Linked DNA regions of Mus musculus: all the other regions are linked to region 2. The links are chromatin loops, found by intact Hi-C in ENCODE. Cell type or tissue: left cerebral cortex. All regions are shown on one strand. Each heading gives the region's core, and the rest is flanking DNA. Links, peaks and the distances in the headings are about the cores only. Region 1 holds the start of Vps26c (VPS26 endosomal protein sorting factor C). Region 2 overlaps Ttc3 (tetratricopeptide repeat domain 3). Region 3 has its middle 87 kb from the start of Gm31641.

Region 1 (6,304 bases), core at 1-5,000, 54 kb after region 2:
GCTCTTCCTGGAGGAAGCTAGCTTTCTACATCCCACTCCACAGACACCCCCATCCAGCACTTGGCCATCTTTCACGTCACCTGACAAGGACAGTGTGTGGCCTATGGGTACAGCAGAGCTATTCAGCCATAGAAACAAGCATGCTCCAACAGTCATGGATACTGAAAACATGCTGTGTCAAAGAAGCCAGTCAGAAAGGGCCACAACCAGGAGGACTCTTGTCCTGTGAAAGGCTACAACAGGCAGATCCTGTGGCATATGTGTGATCTCCTGGGGCTGGGGGCAGGGAAGGAGGAGTAACAGCTATCAAGTACGGGGGCTTTTTTGGAGTTGGTGACAACCTTCTAAACTTAGTGGGGATGGATGCACAGCACTATAAATACACTAAAACCACTAGATTAGCTGTTTTAATGGGCTGGTTTTTGCTGTATCCAAATTATATCTCTAACATCTGTGTGTATATATAAATTATATCCCTACAAAACTATTTTTTTTTTTAAGATTTATTTATTTATTATATGTAAGTACACTGTAGCTGTCCAGAAGAGGGAGTCAGATCTTGTTACAGATGGTTGTGAGCCACCATGTGGTTGCTGGGATTTGAACTCCGGACCTTCCGAAGAGCAGTCAGTGCTCTTACCCACTGAGCCATCTCACCAGCCCCCTCCTACAAAACTATTAACCAAGAAAAAAGTCATGTCGCTTTCCATTGGCCTCAGAACTGTTACTATTTTGCTACATTTACTTTTGTTCTGTATACACATGCGGAAACTTATACACACCACATCTAGCGGTTAAGGTTACCATGGCAAAGGTCAGCATATGAAAGGGCTCCCTTGTGACTAAGACACACCGAGAAATTCAACACAGACACAATTGTTTGACAAACGCTTTGCACTGCATTCTGGTCCTTGCCTTTAGTGTCTTTCATTTTAAACAATTTTACTGGCCGGGCATGGTGGCACACGCCTTTAATCCCAGCACTTGTGAGGCAGAGGCAGGTGAATTTCTGAGTTCGAGGCCAGCCTGGTCTACAGAGTGAGTTCCAGGACAGCCAGGGGTACACAGAGAAACCGTCTCGGAAAAAAACAAAACAAACAAACAAAAAAAACCCCAACAATTTTACTGACTTACCATTTAAAACGATTTATTTCAAATTATGTTATACACTGTGTCTGTGAGTGCAGTCCAATCAGACCAGAAGTGTGAGATTCCCTGCAGTTGGGAGTTACAGGGAGTTGTGAATGGTCTGACATGGCAGCTGAGAACTGGACCCTCCGAAGATCAGTGGATTCATCTCTCCAGCCCTTATCTTATGGCCCCTGGGCTCGTATCAAACTCAATATGCAGCTAAGGATGATCATAATGTTCTGACCCTGTCTTAAGTGGTAAGATTACAGACACCCACCACCACGTCTGATTTTATGCGGTACTGGCAACTATTTTACAATCTGAGCCACTTCCCCTGGCCTCCAATTGCTTTTCATGAAACTGACAGCTTTAATATGGCAGTGGTTTGACAGTGTGCCTCAACTGAGGCAGGATAGATCGTTTCCTTTATGAACTAACTAAATACTTTCGCAGTGATCTAGCATAAGTGAGTTTCCACTTTCTTAGTGCATCTTGCCAGAGTACAGTCGCTTTTATAAGGGGTGATGGCAACTTGGTGTTTGGGATTTTGTTTTGTGGGGGAGGGGTCTTTGAATGATGTCTACTAGACAAATCACGAATATAGCTTCCTGTGTGGTGAGGATGGAAGTGGGGTGGCTCACTGGAATCTTTTTAAAATAATCAGGTTTCTAGCCTTTAGCGTCCATTTAAGATGTTCACCTGGGATGTTTTTCCCTTTCAACACCACGCTGCATTTGTATCCACTGAACTGTGTGCAGAAGCTAGCTGTGACTCCACGGCTGCTGTGCTGGTGTCTCCGGAGGTAGAGACAGGGCGATTGCATTCTACAACTAGGGTAATGGATCCTGCCGCGGTGAGAGGCTTACAAGAGAACTCTGCTTTAGGATTGACCACAGCCTGGAGCACACATGTCTGTTCTGAAAGCTCTTCTGCAGAAAGGGGCGTTTGTCATCTGCTCTTCACCCCCAGAGCGACAGCTCGAGCCCGCCGCCCGCCCGCCTGCCGCCGGCCCCCAGCCCCACACTGGACAGGACCGCAGGGCACGCCCATCTAGCGTCGGGGCCGCGCGAGCCGTGCTGGAGACCGCAGAGCTTGAAGCCCAACACCCCTCCACTTACCCCGGCGTGATACACTTTATTCGCTCTTTTAATCTTGATGTCCAGAGTGGTCCCCATCTCAGATTATCCGCAAAGGCCGCAACTTCCGGCCACTCGTGACCCGGTTGCCCCGCCCCCTACGAACCCGCCCCTCCGGCGCCTTCCGCAGTGGTGGCACGTGACCGGCTTTCGCGCCACACCTCACACACCTCCCTCCTTCGGGCACAGGGCGTGGCTTAGCGCGGACAGGGGCACGAAACCCACACGCGCGCGCGCGCGCGCGCGCGAACACACACACACACACTTCCGGAACGCGGGAGTGTGCTCTCTGTTCTCCCGGCGTGCCCCGCGGCGGGGGCGAGGCCGCTTCGCAGCGTTTTTTTTACACAGGAAGGCTGCCTTCCCGTCGGGCTGTGCGGCGCGAAAGGCTGCGTTTCGGAGGTGGGTTTCCGGAAGTGATAGCAGGAACGTGTCCCCTCCTGTCATCCGCTTCCTCCATCCCTGTAGCCGCGTCTGCTGCCAGATGTTCTGAGGCGCCACCGCCAGTATCCTCCGGGCGGACGAGTCCGTGCCAACCGCAGGGGCGTGGCCCCGCGCTTGCGACCTGCTGGGCGCTGATTGGTGGAGGGCCGCAGCTACGCCCCCTCAGGCCACGCCCACGACGCAGAGCCAAGGTTTCGGGAAGCGCGAGGTGACCTCGCTCTGCGGCTGCTCGCGGCTCCGCGGCCGCGGAGGCTTCTGGGTACTCCCCAGGCGCCAGCTCTGGAAGTGGTCTTGGTGTTCTGTGGGGTATCCGGGCGGGCGGGCGCGCGAGCGGGAAGGTTGGAGTCGAAGCGGAAACGGACCTGCGTACCCCTTTCTCCCTCCAGCAGCCTGCCGCAGTGGACGCCGAACTTTAGGGGGGATATTGCGGTTAGCCAGCATGCTAGTTACTGAATTGTGTAAACTGACTCTTCCGATAAGCAAGTCAAATCTTGATGTTTTTGTTACGTAAAATGATGTGAAGAAATGGTATTTGTTGAATTCCTTGATTATTATTTTCTTAAATATATATCACTTTTAGGATAACAAATTTCTCTGTAAAGTGGTTTCGTGAATGACTCTAGGTGTTTTGAAGCCGAGAACGATGTACGACGGCTGCAATTGCTTTTGAAGGTTAAGATAAAATGTTTCTCAGTATCCACAGCTCTATTTTCAGCTCCCATCTCTACCCTTAGGACTTACCCGTGTGACCTACAGACTTTCCTAGCAATTCTAAAAAAATCATGTGGGACACAGCTTAGATATTTGGAAGACACAAATTCAGTGCAGGAAAGAAAAAGAAAAGCCTTTCCTTCCATATATGGCTTTACAGAGTCTTGTTCCTCCAGGGACGATGTACCTGATTTCCTCTTTGAAAATTGCACACATGGTTAAGGAAGGCTGGTCTACTGTGAAGAGCGCTCCTTCCAGGAACTACCAGTGTTTATTGAGTGCAAAGGCCGTCCTACAAGAATCAAAAGTCCACTTTCCACAAACACTGTTCTTTTAAAGTCTTTCCATCCCTTAATCTCATGTTAAATAAGTTTGATTTTGTCACTTTAAGCTACTGAATATCAGACTGTCAAATTGACAGTCTTGTGGCTCAAGTGGGACACTAGGTCTTTTGTGAGGGTAATAAATGGAAGTTGTGGTTCTGGTGTGGAAGTAAGGTGAGCATCCCAATAGAGAACAGCTGGAGTTCTCAGAGTTGATCCCTGCTTTTCTGCATACTGCGGTGTCTGACAACGTTCATGGATAACGGGGAGGCTAGTAGAGCCTTCTCCCCAGACATTTGAATGGGAGATAGTTCCCAGCTTGTCTTTCTCTGTCAACCCTACTGCCAGCATCCAAGAAGTATCCCCAGGAAAATGCTGTTCCCTCAAGATGGTTAAAGACAACTTATCTTCATGGGGTTCTCTTGAGCTAATGAGATAGCTTAGTGACTAAAAGTACTTGCCACCACATCTGATAACAACCTGGGTTCCATCACTGGTAAAAGAACCAATTGCCACCAGTTGTCCTCCGACTGCCATGTGTGCACCCCGATTGTGTGTGTGTGTGTGTGTGTGTGTGTGTGTGTGTGTGTTCTTGTGACCAGTCTACAGTACCATCCCTACTTGGTCATCTTCTCTCTTGAAACACAAGAATGAGCAAGCATGGTGATGAATCAGACTCTTCTGCCTATGGGCACTACCGATGTGATGCCTACGGATGATGATCCTCCCATACCGGATCACTTTCCACCACCAGACCACAAAGCCCGTGCACCTGTGTTCCTTACTGGGCCATCTTGTGTAGACCACGCAGAGGGAGAATTCAGGAAAATTGGTGGAAGCAGAATTAGAAATATATGTCTTTTATTAAATGCTGGGAAATAACCCCTCAAATAGGCATCTTTCTTTAATTGAAAACTGGAATACGATGTGCATATTAGTCTTAAAGTTTTTATGTCACGGATGTTTTGTCCACATGTATATCTGTGTGCGCTCATGGAGGCCTTGAGAGCATCCGATCTGGAACCAGAGTTACAGTTCTGAGCCATTGTGGCTGCTGTGAATCAAACTGGGGTGCTCTACAAAAACAGCCAGCGCTTTAATACACTGACCCATCTCTCTAGCCCTTAGTTTCTTCTGTCACTGTTATGATGAAAGAGGGTTTATTGTGGCTCAGAGTTTGAGGGTATAGTCCATCATGGTATGGGAGTCACGGTAGCTAGAGCTTGAGGAAGATGGATGCTGGTACTTGGCTGGCTGCTTTCTATGTATCCCAGAACTCCATCCTGTGTACTGTGCCACCCACACTTAAGGGGAATCTTCTCAATTAGTCTAGAAAATTCCTCACAGACTTGCACAGAGATTCTTCTCCAAGATAATCCTGGAATCCAGTCACGTTTACAGTAGTGACCATTACACTAGTGTCCAGTAATTGGCTTCCTTGCAATTCCAGGACAACAGCAACAGTCCCACTGGGCCTTTTTAATGGGTTCTCTCCCTTGGTCCTCCTATGGACTGAAGGACAGGATCCCTGAGCTGCTGGTAAGAGAGTCTCAGCAGCTCTTCAAATCTTGCCTTTAACTGAACTCAGTTGTCCCCAGGACCATGCCACCTTTTCAAAGGCATCCTGTGTCTGAGGACTGATGCACTCAGGATATGCAGACCATTCCTTTTCCCCAATTCAGGACCACTGTGAAGGACTAGTCAGGTCCAGAGCTACCATCAAGTGTACCATAACAAGTTACTCAGTAGTTTAAAACAGCACACATTTGTAGTGTTGTAATACATGTGGGCCAGTCACAACTAGATGACTCTGGCCCAAGGTCTATAGTAATTTGGGCCAAGATGTTAGACATGGCTACAAACTTATGATTTGGGAACGTTATGTTTTCACGGGGGCTTAAAAAGAATAACCTCTGTGCTTGCAAGTGTATGCCTGTCCAAATGGGGTGTCCAAGGCACCATCTTAGAAGATGAAACCTAAGCCTCACCAGATGCCAAACCTGGAAGAACCTTGATCTTGGACTTCTCACCCTTCAGAACCTAGAGAAAGAAACTATATCCACGTAAGCAGATGGAAGACGATGCATCTTTGAAAAAAAAAAAAGTCAAACTCTGTATATTGCAGACACTTTAACAAGAATTTTAGCCAACTAGCCATCAAGACTACATTCTCAAATATATTAGGGCAAGGAACAAATAATACAAAACTAAAAGATTACCAAGTGTAAGCAACTCTATTGAGAAATCCATGCCCATTCCAGTGTATACAATACAGTCTTTTCCTTAAGCCTGTCTTTAATGCCAAGTCTTAAATCTATATCAAAAGTATTTCTTAAATATATAATATTTTTACTCTCTGAGGATTTCATATACACATGCAATGTATTTTGAGCATATTCACCCCACATTCTTTGCCTAACTCCTCTCCTCTTTTTGTACACACACATACATAAATATGTAAGCATACATATTCATGTTCTCCCATCAAGTCCAACTTGTGCTGCCCATGTACTACTTATGGATGTGGGCCAATCTCCTGGAGCATAGTTGACCTACCAG
Region 2 (6,524 bases), core at 796-5,795:
CTGTGCTTCGTGTCAGAGCCTGTGAACATGCCTTACACTTGTCCAGTAACTGTCAATAAAGAACATTATAAAAGGTCAGCCGTTCACTGTCGTCCTTGCCCAGGTCCTTTAGAATTGCATTCTGCGTGGGAGTTCAGGGTCCTGTTCTGTCAAACATTGAGAAACTGACTTTATTTGGGAAGAACAGGCAAGTTGCACCTGATGATCTTAACCAAGGATCTTGGGGTTATTTTAGAGGCTGGATTAAAACATCCCTTTGTGCCTAGATACTGCTCGCCAAGCCCGAGTTCCCAAGGCTGACTGTTTAAATCGGTGACTAGGATGTTCATGCAGAAATCACAGACTCGATTCTCCCGTTCATGTGGGCACATGCAAACATGCTGAGGATAACTTGATTTCTTGCGGGTTTGTTTCTGAGGCGCTTGTGTTCGTGGACTGCTGAAGCTGATTGATAGTGCCTTTTTAAAGGCTCTTTTGGGTATGCTAAGCACTAATAAAGGAAGCACGGTCTATTAATACATTTTACTAGGTATAGACAGGCTAATGTTACCAACTGGGCCTGTCCTAAAGGAAAGTTGTCAGACACGGTCTTTGGAGTGTCTTCATATAAGGTTGCTTTCACAACTGTTGATGGCACTGTACTGATACTTGGGACGCATCACCCTCTGGGGATGTGACCTCCTCCTGAGCTGCCACTGCTGCTGCTGCTGTTGCCACCACCGCTGCCACCACCAAGTCAGACTCCATAACAGCACTGAGTTCTCAAAACCTTGAGGAATAGACAAGGTGCAAATGCTCCTCACGGAAGGCCGAGGACACTGGCAGTCCTCCATTCTTAATTCCTGACCTCACAGTGGGACCCCGCCCCTGTTCATCATCTCCTCACAATAGGCTAAGGATACTGGCAGTCCTCCACCCTTAATTCCTAACCTCATGGTGGGACACCGCCCCTATTCATCATTTCACTAATCATCATTCCACCCAGCTCCATGACAGCTATAGTGAAAAGTGAGCACAATTTTAAACTTTTGCTCATACAATTGTGTTCATAGAGTAGCATTTAATTCATATAATATATAAATTGAAGAAGTGGCCATGCCTTAAAATTAGATTTTTTTTCTCTTGGAAGTGATTAATCTCTGTTACGAATAATGGATAATTAAAACTTAAGTGGAGCCCTAGCAGTGCAAGATCTATTTGTAAGGTGATGTGAAAGACCATATAGTGAAAACAGATGTAAGAGGGATCTCACACCACAGCTCAAGCAGCAAGACTAGTTTAGTCATTCCTCAGTCATAACCCTCTCTGGAGAAGATTCCAAGAACACAGAAGAGAACGACAGAGGTGTGTACTGCTGGGCTGAGGAAGCACAGTGACGGGACAGTTGCTAAGAACGAGGGCCAGAACAGCTCCTGGAGAGCTGCATGAATGAAATGGGCAGGGTTTCTGTTTTATTAAACTGCAGTGGAAGAAAGGACTGAAAGTCGTGCCTGGAACCTTTTCCCCCACACAGTGGCCTACATGCCAGCCTTCATGCAGTCACCTGTCCTCAGTGTCTGTGGACAGGCAATGCCAGGAATAGAAATCCATGAAAACTGGGACCAGTCACTCAGGGACAGGAACACCTGCAAAAATGTCACCAGACAAGACATTTTGATGGAGTAGTAAACAAGAGGTGGCCCCTGAGAGTATGAGCAAAAGCGGGGTATGTGCATGTAAGAAAATGTCACAGCACCATCATTCTGTACAGTCTGTCTACTAGTGACGTATGTGCTACAAGAGATGGTAAGGGGGAACTGACCGTTTTAGTGAGAGCCTGTGCGCTGCACAGGGCAGGCGTGGTCTTGTAGAAAGCATTTGTTAGACTAAGTGGAAGCACTCACTTTACAGCATAGTCTGAACTGGATCAAATGTCTCAGAGTCACTTTGAAAAATGTTTTGGAATCCTGAGCCCAGGACACTATAAACCTTATCTTTTTCTGTAACAAAGGATAATTTCACCTACATTTGTCCCAAAGTGTTTCTGTGAGTGCTGTTTACTTGTTCAGAATGAGGAGGCATGTGCACCACTGCCTTGGAAGGGTCCAGGCAAGGCTCCTTGGCTTAGAGAGCTATTCTTCATCCTGCCACTGCCTCTGCCTTACATGGTCTCACTGTTTCCCACTTTAAAGAGAGAACAAAATAGCAAAAGTATGGAAATTCTCGTCAACTGAAAAAATCCCAGTGAGTGGACGGTCAGTCGATACAGACATCAGAAAAAGATGGCTACATTAAGAATAATAATGTGGGGGGGGGTGGGGGGGAAGAATAATAATATTGGCTATCCCCATGGGAAACGTTTAACCTGTCACAGTACAGACAGATACTAATTCCAGATGGACCAATCCTAAACATGAACAGATTTTCCTTCAAGACAACAGATTTTTAGAAAACCATAAAGGTGGATCTTACTTCAGGGTTGAGCAACTCAGTAAATTGTTTCCATGAAGTAGAAGAGACAAAGGCAGAACAGCTAATCCACAAACACACAAGTGGTTCATAAACATCCTGATACAAAATAAAACCTGAGTAGGATGATGCTGTACATTGTCCAGAGCTTGCTGGATACCGGCTTGAGGACCATCTACCTTTGTGTTGTGAAGGTCTAGCACCTTGGAGTCCACCATTCCTTCTGATCTAACCAACAAACCCAATTAGTATGCTTGCAGAGGTTCTATGAACCAGTTTTGGAGTTGTTAGATGGATGCTACACAGTGAGTTCTATGTTCAGAGGTGTCACGTTGGGAGTGCAGAGTCATCAGTGGATAGGAGAAATAACCAGGTAACCTCAGGGCCTTGCCTGCCTGAAGGAAAGCACAGCTGGTTCAATGGAACTTTGAAATGTAAAATGGTAAGGTCCCCCAGCACTGCTTAGGTGGTTTTCAGCCGAATGAACTTTCCCGAGCCCTTGCTGTCCTAAAAGGACAGGGTCCACTCGTCTTTGAGCGAGGGACACAGCCTCTTCATAGTTCCTAGGGAGCCTCTCTCTGTGTCTTGGCTTGAAGCAAGAAGCTTCTATGTGCGTACATGTTGCTGACCCCATGCTGGAGTAACTTGTCTGCTGAGCAGGTAACGGGCCAGGCCTTGGGCCTTGTCAAGAGCCTTCCAAGCAGAGTGGAAATTGCCATCTTCTATGGCACAGCATGCTTCAAAAAGAGAAGCTTGTGTTTAATAATGTGCTCTTGCCTCAAATAGTATCACTGTTTTCAGCAAATACCTTGAGGCTCTAGTGGATAAATACCAGGCTGCTTCCTAAGGTCTTCTTCCTCCTTACTTAAAAAATTATGTATGAAGGCATTCTGCTGAATTCCTTTAGTCTCTTATTTCAGCTTCTATTTATTTGGTGTGATAGAAAGGTCTTAATTTAGATCTTCCTGCCACCAGTTCCAAGAAATCCGCCACCAGCTCCAAGTTTCGTGTCCTGAAGTGCCACCCCATTCCAGTGGGGTGAGCCAGCAGCCTCCGAAAAGAGAAAGCAGTGGAACAGATGGGCATTGTACTTCCAGACGCTGGCTGCCACCCAGCGCCAGCAGGACTCCAGCTTTCTTCTATCCTCTGGGGAGGCCACATTGCTTTTGCTTCCAGAGGCACGGCTACCACAGTCTCTAACCTGCCAGACAGAAAACCGAAGCCAAGCCCTCCCTACTTCCTGGGCTTTCAGGCACTGAGGGACAATGCCCTTCATGCTCCTCATCCCACTGTACGTCTGACAGGCCCTGGTTCCTCCACCTTGCAATACCCTAGCTGCCCCCACTGGGAGCAAACCAAGTGGTCCTGGCCACCAGGATGGCTATATAACATTGATCTGCGACTATTCATTGAACCATCAAATATGCCACAGGAGGCACAGTTCTAGTGCCCCAGTTATAACAACAGACAAGAAGAAAGGACTTGAGCATTCCAATAGTGGAGGCTGACGTCAAGTAGGACAGTAAAACACATGATATGTCCCTGGTAATCCCAGAGAAGAATGGGACCAGGAAGGGATAAGGGAGGATGGGGACAGTAGGGTGGGGTAGGGCTCCAGCTTTGAACAGAGGCCAGGGAAGTCAGCACTTGGTAGCAGCCGGGAGGAGGGAGTGGAGGTGGTAGAGTGTCCAGACTTGGAGTCATGAGGGAAGCTGCCAGCGCAGCAAAGCCTGCTAGTGTATTTAGGGGATTCTTCAGGAGTGGGAGCTGTTGTTAGGGACAGTGGGGTGCCTGAGCACAGCAGCCTAACGCCAGCAAGATGGACGCATTCCCACAGAGGACAGTCAGCTTGCTGGCGAGCTCTCCTTAAATGTTAGTACTGCACATGACCTGGCACTCAAGAGACGAGACCTAACAGCTAAGCAGAGACTATTCTGATACACTCTTGTTCTTAACAGCCCCCTGAACTGCTTCTCATCGGTTCCTTGTCATCCAGGCTGGCACAGTTGGTCTGCCCTATACTCACGGCTGTCTGTTCCTGTGTACCCCCTTACACTGGACTTTCTGTATACAGCCGGTGCCTACTCAGCAGTCAGCCCACATCCCGCCACAGTCCTTTCAGTGTGGAGACTTCATAGCCCACCTCACCAAGCATTGGCATTCTCACTTATGGGGGATAAAAACATGTGCCTTGCTCATAGCTGCTCAGTAAACATTTCAAAGTACACAGACTACATAGGATAAAAGCCACAACACAAAACTGGTGGCCTTCACATCTAGGGAGCCTGGCCCTCCTCTGACTTCTCACTGTACCAGACTCAGGATCTTTCCACTGTCTTCCAGCATCATTTTTTTTTAAGATTTATTTATTATTATATGTAAGTACACAGTAGCTGTCTTCAGACACACCAGAAGAGGGAGTCAGATCTTGTTACGGATGGTTGTGAGCCACCATGTGGTTGCTGGGATTTGAACTCTGGACATTCGGAAGAGCAGTTGGGTGCTCTTACCCACTGAGCCATAAACAATTTGGCAATACTAGGCCCACTAATTACAATCATAGCATTTTTTTTTTTTTTTTGGTTTTTCGAGACAGGGTTTCTCTGTGTAGCCCTGGCTGTCCTGGAACTCACTTTGTAGACCAGGCTGGCCTCAAACTCAGAAATTTGCCTGCCTCTGCCTCCCGAGTGCTAGGATTAAAGGCATGCGCCACCATGCCCAGCTTAAGTACCCTTTTCATACCCATTTTACAGATGCAGAAATAAACCTCAAAGTTTAAATAACTTTCCTGAAATAATAACCTGAGTGAGTCTAGGCTTGAACCTGCTGAGCAAACTCACTCACTACTCTAGCCATTCATCTGCTGACTAGTGCTCCCCTCTCAGCCCAGATCAACTTCTCTCCTAAGGAACAGCAGCTAAAGTCACGGAGTGCAGCCCATTGCTGCTTGGCCCACACACAGCTTCCATGGCTTCTGACCCATACAAGGCTGTCTGCATGCTTAGGGAGCTACAGCTTCCTAACCTGTGCTGCTGTCTGTTCTTAGGCTGGTGTGCATTTTTTTCCTGAATCCTTGGCTGCCTCTTCTTCTTGCTTTATTTTCTTTGCACTTTGTTTTTCCATGTATGCCTTTAGCTTGTTCCCATTGGGCTCCTTTTAGCCTCCAAAGCACAGTTGCCTTTATTGCTGATCTGGCTTGGACCTATACATTCTTCACCTGCATGCTCTTCTCTTCCTGCGTTGTTAGATTGTATATTCCAGAGATTCCAGGACATACCAACACTTGTACAGCTGAACTCCCACCAGGGAGACTTGTGACATCAGAGCACACAGTCACTCTACTGAGCTCTAGTGGGTGTGTCATACTGTGTCATCAGGACTTTTCTTTCTACTTCCCTAGGACGAATAATACTGAGCATCTGTTTTTGGGCGTATTTACAGTCAATACATCTTTGTTGAATTACCTGATTAAGTCTTTGATTCATCTTAAAACACAAGTTGTAAATTTTAAGTTATAATAGCTCTTTATACATTCTCGATACAGCTGTTTGGTGGATACACACTACGCAGTTTTCCTCCAACTCTGTGACATGCATTTTCATTTGTTTTCACCGTACTTTGGTTTTTTTTTTTTTAATAAAATTTGTTGTATGTGGGGTGTGTTGCAAGTATACACCCAGGAGCAAGCTCACATGCACATACCATGGTGCACACTTGGAGATCAGAGGTAACCTGTGGAAGCTGGTTCTCTCCTTCCACCGTGTGGGTCCTGAGAATCTACCTCATCACCAGGCCTGGCAGCAAGTGCTGAGACCCACTGAGGGATCTCACTGACACAACATTTTTGTCTTTTGTGTTCACTGGAAATTTCATCTAATGTATGGATCATCTCCCCCCCCCCCTCCCCTCCCCCAGCTTCTCCTAGAAGCTCTTCCCGCACACCCTGAGAGTTTGTGTGCTCTTAAGAATAACAGCCATCCATCGAGTCCATTGGTACTCTCCATGGACTCTTGAGAATGTGAGCATCCACAGTTGACATATCGGGACCACACCCTTAAAAGACAGTATTCTCCCTC
Region 3 (6,524 bases), core at 533-5,532, 870 kb after region 2:
CTGGCTCTCTTCCCCTCAGAGACTGCCCCTCTGCCCTGTTATTCAGTGGAGTAGCAAGTCCCATAGGGAAAGCCCAGTGATATAGTGGAGATGTGGGTCCATGTTCCGCCTCGCCGCTGGGGTGTGTGAACGCCGCTCCGGAAGACAAAATGCAGGGGCGCTAGGCTACGTTCCATCTTCATCACCATCTGGGTGTCTGGAACACTTGATACTCGCTCAGGGAAGATGGAAGGCAGCCTAAGATGGGGACCCCAACCCCGGTGAGAAACCGCACAGGCTGGAGCCAAGGCTGTGGTTCTCAAAGCTCCCAGGCACCCAGACGCTGCTGGACTTCATGAGATGGGAATGGGCCCCCTCAGGCCAGTGCTGAGCCTAGGGTTGGAGGGTGTGGGGAATCTGACTTAGCCTAGAGTGAACGTCTAGAGCTCAGGGGCCTTCTGCGCCGTGTGACTCTGTAATGAAGGCCTTTCCCCACATCAGGTCTTATGAGAGAGACAGTCCTTGCTTGTTCAAATTGTTTATTCATAGTGGAAAAATGGATGCATACAACTTACTCAGGGTGGACCAGAGGTTAAATACCTTTTGCAGGAGGGAATGTCTGGGAAAGGGAACCTTATTGGCTAAACCCTGAGGCGGCCCGTCTAGATACCCCATTAGCATGGAGAACTCTAGGCTCTAAGCTACATGACCAGTTGCCACGGTCTTCTTAGTGGGGTGTCGTGGTCACGTGCTCCGGCACAGGAACTGGATTGGGAGCAGATTCAATCGCCTTCTGTTATCAATTGTGAGACTTGCTGGGATTTCTTAATCTGCCCGACCTTCCCAGTTTTTCTGTCTAGTGATATGGTTCTCCTTGCCTCACATGGAGACAGTGACTGGATCTTGGAAGGTGAGGCCTGACAATCTGCAAGAGGCATAGTTCCAATGACTGCCATGTCCCCGTCCCCGTCCCCCCCCCCCCCCCCTCCGCACAGCCTGGTGACCATAAGTGAATCTGCCCAGCCAGGGCTTCTCCTTGCTTCTTCTTCTTTAGGGTCATTTTCTAATTAAAGAAAAACTATATTCACTCTCTTCCCCACAGAGTGTGAGCTAGACAGTATTGCATGAAATTGACTCATACAGGCAGGAGCCCAGAGACATACATGTAGGGACACATGCTGACACGTTCCGGCTCTGCTCGGGTTCAGATGTGAGGAAGGTCTATTACACGCACTGCAATCCAGAGCGGAGAATCCTCCACCTTTTGGCACTGATGGAGCACAAAGTGGAGGAGAGGGCAAGCCAAATCAGGTGACAAAATGTCAGAGAAGAGGGGATGGAGGGAGGGAAGGGGGAGGGGAGAGAAGAGGGGAGGGATGGAGGGAAGGGAGAGGGGAGAGAAGAGGGGAGGGAGGGAGGGGAGGGGGAGGGGAGAGAAGAGGGGAGGGAGGGAGGGGAGGGGGAGGGGAGAGAAGAGGGGAGGGAGGGAGGTAAGGGGGAGGGGAGAGAAGAGGGGAGGGAGGGAGGGGAGGGGGAGGGGAGAGAAGAGGGGAGGGAGGGAGGTAAGGGGGAGGGGAGAGAAGAGGGGAGGGAGGGAGGGAAGGGGGAGGGGGAGAGAAGAGGGGAGGGAGGGAGGGAGGGAAGGGGGAGAGGGAGAGAAGAGAGGAGGGAGGGAGGGAGGGAGGGAAGGGGGAGGGGAGAGAAGAGGGGAAGGAGGGAGGAAAGGGAATGGGGAGACAAGAGGGAAAGAAGAGGTGATGGAGGGAGGGAAGGAGAGGTTATACAGATTAATTTTCAATATTTGTTTCATCATTGGTGTCGTGGTTTTGTTTGTGTGCTCGTTTGTGTTGATGTTTGTGTTGAGAGACAGGGTCTCCGGTAGTCCAGGCTGCCCTTCCAGTTTTCTACGTAGCTAAAGATGATCTTAGCTTCTGATCTTCCTGAGTGCTAGCACCTCAGCGGTGCTCCATCATGCCAGGTGTATGCAGCTATGGGAAAAGAAAACAGTCTTCGACCACACTAGGGAAACACTCTACCAACTGAGCCACGCCCCCAGCCCCTGTATGATCTTTGTTTAGAGCAAGGAAGCTTGGGGGCAGAAACAAAATAAAGGAAGTCCACAAGGGCGTCATCCGCCTCCTCTTGGGATTAAGCAGGAAGGCTTCTCAGGTGCTTCTCCCTTACTCCACAAACCAAGAACGCGAGGCGGAGGGAGGAGAGAAAGGGGGAGAGAAGGGAGAGCTCTGAGGTGAACAAGGCCTAGGATGACCTCAGTGAGCAACGTGGCCTTTGAGCTCGGGAATGTGGGGCCTTTGGTTGGCTGTGACAGAGGAGGGGACTCAAGAGGTCTTCAACAGCAATTGACAGCATTTTGCCTACACTGACCTAAGAGGCCCCAAATCAGGATGCTTCTTTGTCCTGGGGATTGTGGGCACAGGTTGGAGCCACCGAAAATTTACCTTTCCCTGGTGCTGGGGCAGGGGAAGCAAGACAGACAGGACAGGTCGTGGGAGCCCTAGGGTATGCTTGGCCAGGGAGAAAGCAGAGTTCCTGGACAATAATCTGTAGATGTGGATTCTAAAGTCCTGGACTGATGGGCCTGGTATCTGAAACAGGCCCTGCTTAGTAAGCAGCAGGTAGCCTTGAGACCATCCAGGTCTCCTTGCTCCCATGCTCTGATGCTTAGGGGGTTTCTGAAAGCACCCAAGGACAGCTACACCCTGCTGGCACATGTGGAGAGCCTGTGATCCAGGATTTCCCATCTCCTGTGATACAATGCCCAACTTGTGGAGATGATATTATAAAGTGATTTTTAAGAAAATTAATTTTTTTAAAGTCCTAATGATTCTATTTTGAGACAATGAGCTATGCCCCACTGACCTGTAGCTGGGCTTCTTTGTAAACACCCACACAACAAACACATCTGAGAATCTTAGGGTGTTCCATGAAGCTATTACAAGTAGCTTCTAAATTACCCAACGAAGACATGCCAAACTGTAAAGCTACCAAAAGTAAGCTGGTTAGTGGCTCAGCTGCAGTGGCAGGTACATGAAACTCTACCGCCACCTAGTGGTCACACAGGATTTATCCCATTCCAGGACTTGCCACCTGCAGAGAGCAGGGTCTCCCCTCCCCCCATCCCCGTGCGCGCCCCCCCCCCCCGGCCCCCGGGCTGGATCCCTCTAGGTCATACATACACAAAGGCCATCTTTACAAACCTTGGCAATATGTCACAGAGGGTATGCCAGTAAAATGTGCTTAGCAACAGAACAGACCATTAATATCTTTTATACTTGTGTTTCATTTTAAAAAGGAGAGAAAGGGGCACCACAGCAACCCTGGTTCTTCTGTAGAGGGCCTAGGGCAAGGTAATCATAAGGAAGGAAGGAGTGTGAATTCCAGTCCTCTCTCCAAGGCAGCAAGTGAAGTTAGGCTTCAAAGAAATGGCAGGATTTACTGCTCTCTCTCTCTCTCTCTCTCTCTCTCTCTCTCTCTCACACACACACACACACACACACACACACTCTCACACACACACACTCACTCTCTCACACACACTCTCTCTCCACATATATACACAGACACACACATCACAAACACACACATCACAAACACACACCACATACACAGATACACTTACACAGACATACAGACATACACACCACATATAGACACACACACACACACCACACACAGAGACATACACTCACACACATAGATACCGATGCACACACAGACACACACACATACCACATACACAGATACACATACCAGACACACAGACACACACACCACACACAGAGGCACACCACACACACACACACCATGCACACAGAGAGACACAGATACAGACACACACATACCACATACACAGACACACATACCACACACACATACTACACACACAGACACACACACACACCACACAGAGACACACACACACCATGCACACAGAGAGACACAGATACACAAACACACACATACACACACACCACATAAAGACACAAACACACAACAGATGCATAGACATACATAGCAGACACACACACACTGACACATACATCACACACACCACTCAACAGGGATATCCACCTAGGGAAATGTATGTCTGCAGGTTCTAACCCAGCCCTTGAGGGCCAGTCCTCCCCAGGTACCCACTTCTCTGCACCTTGCACTTTCCAGACTTAGAGCATCTCACACCACCCTTTTGGCTAAAGCTGTCTTTTGAAAGCCCTCTCCTCAGAGCTCCAGTAAGACTGCACTGGCGTCCCAGGTCCCAGAGGAAACAATGGATGAAGCTTCTTCCGCTGCAGCTGCAGGGAGGTTTACATTCCAGCCCTTGCTGCCTGGCCTTATCAGGGTGGAAGGAAGGCCCTGGCCTGCCTGTCACACACCCAAGAGCTCTCATGTGGGGGCAGGGCTGCTGAAGACCTTCCTGGCAGGGACACCATGGAGAGATGACAGCTTAGACTCAGCTCACTGCCCCTCTCACAGGGAGGGAGAAACCCTGTCTACTGCGTTTCCCTAGGATTCTATGGAGGAGGCAGGAATTCATCAGCAAAGCCAGAGGTGGAAGGACTTGGGAAACATGGAAAGAGCATCAAAGATTAAGCAGCAGCAGTTGTGAGCACCCTGATGTGGTCAGGAGAGAAAGTCAGACCTTGTTAGCAGAGCTGTGGAGCCTGGGTAAGCCACTGAGTCTCTCTGAATGTGAGGCTTCACCCACACCTGCACAGTGAAGAGAGACAGCTCACCCACATGTCACAGTCCTCACATTGCCCAGTCTATGTCAGCCTTGGGAAAGTGTGAGCTTTCACTAATTGTTCTTTGAAGCCAGCAAGGGAGAGTCCATGTCACCCTACAGTTAAAGGTACTGAGGGAGAGTGAGGCCCTTTGTCCACACATCTCGCTAAAGCCCCTTGAAGCAGGCAGTGGCCCCTCACCTTGGCTCTCTCCACTCCTGAAAAACGTCTTCAAAACATGGTTTAACAAGTTCTCTCTGCGCGTCTACGCACTCCAAGCTCAAGACTTTGGCATCCATTAAGGGCACGGGAAAAGTTTTACAAGGGACACTCTTGTACCCTGCTTTGGGTAAGTGACAGGGCACGGGCTGGGGAAATTCCAGGTGACTTTCCAACACTGCGCATAAAAACCGCTGTTCCAGATATTTTTAAACAACTCCTACAGGATCTAAATCCACCAGCCATTTCTGCCTTCTCTGAATTCTCCTTCCAGTGATCATGGTTACCCATCCCTGTATCATCTGTAAAATCAGCAGACAGGACCTGGCCAAAACATTTATCCATATAGAGGTGAACCAGGTAAATAGATAAAACTCTCACACTGCAATATGATGCAGCGCTAAGAAGGATCTAGAACTTTCCATACATGGATAACATATTACGGAAGGGGGGAAACTATCAGATACCCTGGGCAGGGAAGGTTCTAGATTTCTAGAGTCTTCTAGAATTCTGCTCAAGCTGCTGAGACACCATGATATTAGCCAAGTATGGGTCATTTTTTCCCTATCTGGGAATGTTTGCAGACTTTTTTTGGTTGATATTGGGGAGTCCCCGGTGGCAGGGGGTCAGATGGGAACGAAAGGTGCAGCTGGACACCCTCAAGATGGGCAGAACAGGCCTTCCCCACCCCAGTGAAAGAGTGACTTTCAGCTGAGCGTGTTAATCAAGCGAGGTTGAGAAAAGCCACTCAAACTGAGAGTTTGGGTAACAATCTTGACATTACAAAATAAGCCCCGCCCAAGATGGAAGTTCACAGAGAGGAAATGGAGCTGAGGGGTGGGGAAAGACTGAAGACAGACACTGAGAGCAGGAAGCACCGATGCCCACCATCCAGCCCTGGATTTCCACGGCCTGCTCAAGGAACAACGTCAGGATTCAACGGATGTTCACTGAGTGCCAGAAGTCTCCTGCTCAATTAAGTCACGATAGCCATAAGAGTGTGAATGAATGCAAACACAAGCAATGAAGGAAACAGATCTGGCCACGGGCGTCCCTCCAGCTAGCAAGGTTAATGAGGTGAGGTCAGGGAAGCCTTCCTGGGGCCTCCAGGTTGTACACACCTGCTCTCACCTGCAGGAAGAGCACCCATGCAGCAAAGATGGATGGCTGGGTAAAGACCCTAAGATGTCGCAGACCTTGGGTGTGAGGAATGGAAGGAAGGACTGGAACATGGAGGACTGTGGAGACAGGGAACCCCGGGGCCACAGAGGCCTTGTAACAGAGTGAGTTTATACTCAGTGTGATAGGAAGTTTCCAGAATCAAAAGTCCCTGGCAGCTCCCTGGTGGGAAGGGACAACAGAACTGCCTCCAAGTGAACCTGTGACAGTCCCTGTGTATGAAAACAACAAGGGCCTGGGATAGGGCTCTTTACAAGGTCTGACTGCCACCATAGCCACAGAGTCCACGTAACATGGCCACCAAGACCCAAGATCAGATCCCCCATCTGCTCCGAGGGTTACTCTCCGGGTGCCAGGGCAAGAGAGTGCTTTTGATCTCCAGCCCCAGGAACTTGTTTTCAAGTG

The links. Hi-C counts contacts between places; a loop is a spot of excess contacts. Peaks named below come from ENCODE experiments on the same cell type or tissue, not always from the same donor. Only the 100,000 strongest peaks of a DNase experiment are listed, where the experiment ranks them.
Region 1: a loop joins it to region 2, with 5 times the contacts of the local background. A loop is called at or near these places in 8 of 42 quality-filtered maps.
Region 3: it touches region 2 in a loop (4-fold over the local background); 2 of 42 quality-filtered maps call a loop at or near these places.

The regions. Positions count from the first base shown.
Region 1 is chr16:94,524,089-94,530,392 of GRCm38, forward strand. It overlaps Vps26c (VPS26 endosomal protein sorting factor C), which reads right to left and starts at 2,541. Exons shown (of 8, transcript NM_007834.3): 1 at 2,250-2,541. The coding sequence starts at 2,306. In left cerebral cortex, for the core only: no CTCF peak of the experiment used is centred there; DNase peaks (open chromatin) are centred at 1,988 and 2,732; H3K4me3 peaks cover 2,821 bases; H3K27ac peaks cover 2,350 bases.
Region 2 is chr16:94,469,145-94,475,668 of GRCm38, forward strand. It overlaps Ttc3 (tetratricopeptide repeat domain 3), which reads left to right. Exons shown (of 46, transcript NM_009441.2): 46 at 1-77. Among named protein-coding and RNA genes, the nearest start is that of Gm31323, 4.4 kb to the right of the region's middle. In left cerebral cortex, for the core only: a CTCF peak has its summit at 3,474; DNase peaks (open chromatin) are centred at 3,510 and 4,148; H3K27ac peaks cover 1,609 bases.
Region 3 is chr16:95,343,040-95,349,563 of GRCm38, forward strand. No RefSeq gene overlaps it. Among named protein-coding and RNA genes, the nearest start is that of Gm31641, 87 kb to the left of the region's middle. In left cerebral cortex, for the core only: a CTCF peak has its summit at 3,038 (motif pointing left); a DNase peak (open chromatin) is centred at 3,033.